2 separate regions of the Homo sapiens genome follow, and region 2 is linked to region 1. A link is a loop called in an ENCODE intact Hi-C map of the cell type or tissue named here. Cell type or tissue: Calu3. All regions are shown on one strand.

Evidence for each region. Hi-C counts contacts between places; a loop is a spot of excess contacts. Peaks named below come from ENCODE experiments on the same cell type or tissue, not always from the same donor. Only the 100,000 strongest peaks of a DNase experiment are listed, where the experiment ranks them.
Region 2: a loop joins it to region 1, with 7 times the contacts of the local background. A loop is called at or near these places in 27 of 110 quality-filtered maps.

The regions. Positions count from the first base shown.
Region 1 is chr3:55,180,000-55,182,499 of GRCh38, forward strand. All of the region lies in intron 1 of LINC02017 (long intergenic non-protein coding RNA 2017), which reads left to right. The region is part of intron 2 of LOC124906243 (a long non-coding RNA gene); the gene reads right to left. Among named protein-coding and RNA genes, the nearest start is that of LINC02017, 3.1 kb to the left of the region's middle. In Calu3, no CTCF peak of the experiment used is centred here; a DNase peak (open chromatin) is centred at 1,162.
Region 2 is chr3:54,871,351-54,873,850 of GRCh38, forward strand. CACNA2D3 (calcium voltage-gated channel auxiliary subunit alpha2delta 3) reads left to right here. Exons shown (of 38, transcript NM_018398.3): 18 at 189-272. Among named protein-coding and RNA genes, the nearest start is that of CACNA2D3-AS1, 29 kb to the right of the region's middle. In Calu3, no CTCF peak of the experiment used is centred here; no DNase peak of the experiment used is centred here.

The DNA.
Region 1 (2,500 bases):
GGAAAAAATGAAAATATTCATAATTTAACCAGAAATATCTATCTTGGATTATGTCTTTGGCTAACCCTCTTATGCATATATGTATTCATATTAAAAACGATATTTTTCAAAAACAATGTTAACTTAATGTATTGGAACATTTTTCATGCTATTGATTATTAAATATTTTAAAACTTGGGGACAAGAAGGCATCTTGTTTATCAAAGTTTTCTAGTTGAAAATTCACTCAATAAAAATCATTTGTGATCTCAAATCACTCACTTCATTTGATCCTCCCAAAATCTGGTGAGGGAGGAGGTGCAGGCACAATTGCAGGGAATGGAGCCAGAACTGTTAACATTCCTGGTGAGACAGCAAAGTCAGAGAGTGTCCACGAACTCCCCAAGTTCATACTCAGCTGGTGAGTAAAGGAGACGGGACCTGACCCCGGGCCTCCTAATAATAAATCCCAAATCCCACCTTCTGGACTATCACACTCACATGGCTTTCTCCCTTGTACCACTCAGGATTCTGCTCAAATGGAACCTCCTCAAAACCCCTTTCCTTTCTCATCTTGTTCCTTGCCGTCTCTGTGAGGACCATGACACTAAGTTGGTTTCCACCTGTAGCCTAGCACCAAGCACAGCATCCAGTATATAGTAAATGCTCAACAAAGGTTTGCTGATCGAACACCACACCATGGTGCCACTGGATCTCAACACGACCACAGTTTGGAGAGTTGTCAAAAGAGATGATGAACATAGGCTCTGACAAGCTAGCATATCTGTTTAGGTTAATCTGAGTAAACAGACTGAATCAATGTACTGGTTGGATTAAATTAAGTTCATTATTTTCATCTCTGGGGAAAATCAATAAAACAAAAGAAGATTATGCGAAGCAGATAAAACAACCATTATTGAACTAAAAACAAACCCCAAAATAACAGCAGTTGATTTTTTAAAAAAATTCTGTTTAGTGAAGAAGCAAAAAATTAATCAATACTTTTATACTATCTAAATAACCAGATGATAGGATAGCCAGACTCTTGTCACTTCCTAATCAGCTATTTCTATGTGTATGATAGAAAATATTGGAGTACATCTTTGCAGTTTGTTTATTATTAGTTACTGTCCTTTTTAAGAATGGACCAATAGGAAAGCCCCCTAGTGGCCAGTTACCGATTACATCGCTTTTTGGTTGGCACATTGAAATTTTTTAACTAAAAACAGTCCTGTACACGGCTGCATTTCTGTTTAAGCACTGTTTGTCAAAAGCACTTTTTTTAAGAAGCCAGCTTTTCTCACAAATGTCTAAAAGTTCTACATTTGAAACATTTAGTCTCTAAGAATTCTTTGTCTTTCTCATGTTTACAAGCATAAGTAGTTCCTATATAAAGCTAAAGGAGGGCAAAAACTGTATTTCTCTATCTTCTTGACTACTTGGTCTATTTTAAACGTTTTCTTTTTTCTAACTATTTTCCCCAGTAATATTCACCCAAAGAAATGTGCAGTCAGTCTCTACTAAAACTACAAAAAATTAGCCGGGCATGGTGGCGGGCGCCTGTGGTCCCAGCTACTTGGGAGGCTGAGGCAGGAGAATGGCGTGAACCCGGGAGGCAGAGCTTGCAGTGAGCCAAGATCGTGCCACTACACTCCAGCCTGGGTGACAGAGCAAGACTCCGTCTCAAAAAAAAAAAAAAAAAAAAAAAAAAGAAATGTGCAGTCACAGTATATTACTACACATTTCATACTGAAATGTCTTTATTAATTATAAAGTTAGTCTCCAACTTAAGTTAGTCTCACTAGAATAGTAGTATAGTTTTAAGTTGATACATTTGAAAATAATTTATTTGAATAACTTCATTTTCAAAAATACATATATAATTTGAATACTGTTGGGGTAAATGTGATGTCACCAGGAATTATAATACTGAAAGAAGTTAGTTCTCAAATCTTAAAAACAAAGCAACAAAATCTCAACTTACAGTTTTTGAAAATATAAGATATTTTTATTTTGAAAAATAATGTCAAACTGTATATATTTTAAATATATTTAATATTTATTCTAAAACCCATTTTCTTAAAAGTGAAATGTAATATCTGAAGCCTTTCCTGTAATGATAATTATTGCTATCTGCATTGAGCAGAAACATTTTAATGATCCTTTTAAAGGATGCAGTAAAAACAAAACATGCAACCTTCAACCGATTCCACCTTTGTATAAAGTAACTCTTCTTTCGAGATTCACATTTCATCTGCAGACTGATACGATGCCATGGCATTTCAGGAAATGTAAATGCAAACGAAAGACAGTGATGAAAAATGAACGACTGATGGGTTTTATTTTGTTATTCCAGTACTCTTCCTCCAGTTTATGCAGTTTATTTTCACTAAGCCTTGTTATCTCTTTTTGTGTATTGTATTCCTTTCAATAAATGAGTGGCTTTGATCGTTTTTCAAAAATGAAAACACATATAGGCCATGTGTACTCATATTTTTCTGAACCTGTACAGAACTATGCA
Region 2 (2,500 bases), 310 kb before region 1:
GAGGCATCTGACCTTGGCTTTCCTGTCATTAAAAGTCCCTAGGACTGTCACCCTGCTGGGCTTCTCACCCTCATCGGTCCACTCCCAAGCCCTGTCCATGAAACAGGACTTGGGAAGGTAAAGATTGCCCTGGCTGATGACTTCACGGACTTTTGTTTTTCTTTTCTTTTTCTTCTTCCCCTTGCTAGTACGAAGAAGGAAAAAAGCGAAGGAAACCTAACTATAGTAGCGTTGACCTCTCTGAGGTGGAGTGGGAAGACCGAGATGACGTGGTAAGTGATTTGTTTTCAGGCCTCGTGGAGAAGGACCTGCATTGTACCCACTTCTGTACCTGGGGGCGATCCCAGGAGTTGGCCAAGAGGCCCACTGAAGGGACACCTGGCTACCAGAGGGACGTGGAGACAAGGGGCCTTTGTACCATGTGTGGAGTTTTATAACTCTTCAGCCGGTCAGTCGGACCAGTTGCAGACAGGCCAGCCACCCCAGCTGCTTGTGCAGTCTACTAAAACCATCCCCCTGCGGACGCTGGTCCCCTCTGCAGCTGATGACTCCAGCCTTCTTCCCAGTACAGTGGATGGCCCCTGACATCTTCAGTGGAACCTGGCTGGGCAACAGCAGGCTCTGCCTGGTGCAAAGTCAGGGTGCCTGCAGGCCAAGCAGGCAGGTTCCTGGGCAGCAAGAATTCACCTGTCAGGACCTCATTGGCACAGCCCTTGTTTTCAGAGTACAGCCCAGGGCTCTGCAGGCTCACTTTTCTCCTGCTTGGTCGGCTGCCCATTTCCTGTACCTTCCCAGCCTTTCATTCTGCTCTGGCCTTGCTGCAATTGCACCCCATGCTTTTTCCCCACGTAGATTCAGCCTATGGTGCTCTATCAAAAGCTCTCCTTATACCCATGACTTAACCCTGTCAGGTCTTCTTGGTACTTCCTCAATAAATCAGATTTCTTAGACACGGCTGCCTTTGTGTGAATCCAGGTGGACTCTCCTTAATTAAATCATAACTTCCCAGGTGTTTCCATCTGGGTCCCTACTCTTCCCTTTTTCTAAGAGTGTGTCTGTGCTGAGGCCACGTTTCTCTGCCCTACCCTCCCAGATTCGTCTAGGGTCCTTTCTTAAGTTCCACTGTTGAGTTGGCGTTGTTTCCATCTCTCACTGCATCCTGCTCTCCAAAGGGATGTTGAGGAGAACCATTTGAAAGCCCAGCCTGGGTTCTCATGCCTTCCAGAACAGGGGGCCAGCATCACAGTGCTTCCGCTGCAGCTTTCCTTCTTTCCACACGCTCTGCACTTTGTCACCAGCTCAACTAGCATAAATCTCTCATTTTCATCCTTGCTGGTAAAATGTGAGAGCCATACCTGTTTTAGAAACTTAGCCTCTTTTCTTCTTCATCTGCTCTAAGTCTACTTAAACCCAAGTTTAGACAAAATAACTTTGCCATTTGATAAAAGCTCCTTCCTCCTCCATACCCTTTTCCCCGCAAGCCAATGAGCTGACATAGTGTCAGCTCAATAGCATGGTCGAGTTTTCTATCTTCTTATTCCTTAAACACTGTCACAAGGATCCGGTCAGTTCTTAGGACTGTCCTGCACCTAATGTGCCCACCCTGGCTTAGCGCAATTGTGAGGAGTGCCACTCAGGTTTTAGACTCCTGCCAGGTTCAAATCCCGCCTTCTCTGCTTGCCGGATGTTTGTCTTGGGTGAGTGATTATGCCTCTCTAGACTTCAGTTTTATTTTGTGTTCTTTGTTTTATTTTTCCCCAAGAAAATGAGTGTGATGGCAGTTGTCCCCACCTCATAGAGCTGTTCTGAGGATTAAATGGATTAATAGATTGAAAAACAGAGAAGTACTTGCACTGTTCTGGGGAGTAAGTAAGCATTCTACAAGTGGTAGCCATTGTTAGTATTATTCTGACCTCCTCAGTCCTCAGGGGACCCTGTCATGAATGAATGTCCTGTGGATTTACAGTTGCTAGGAATCTTTGGAGGGGACTTTCCATTGTTGCCCTTCCTCTTCCTTCTTCACTTTATCTGTTGATTTATTTTTTTTGTTGTTTGCTTGTTTGTGACCTCACTGAATCGTCTCCCTTTTTGCATGCTACTTGAAGAGATGTATGACTCAGCTCACTCCAGTCATCACCTGTGCCCCAGCTAATTTTCAGTGAGCGAATGTCTCCTTTAGTAATCACAGTTTGGGAACACTTTGTATCTCCTCATCCTACTTTGCTTTCTCGTTGGAGCTGCAGGCATTGGATTCGCAGCCTCACGTGTGTGTTCTTCACCTCCACATGACACCCAGGACTGCGTTCTGTCTGTCCAACTTCAGAGTTGGACATCTCAAGCAAGTCCAGTGCTTTTGTTCTGCACAAATTGTTCTCTGGTTACGTCTTTGGTTTGAGTCTCTTAACTTGTCGCCTTGGAATATGGTGCATTTGGAATGTGAATTCCTTCTCTATCAACATATTTGACTTGGGAAAACCCAAACCACCATTTCTCTCCTGGG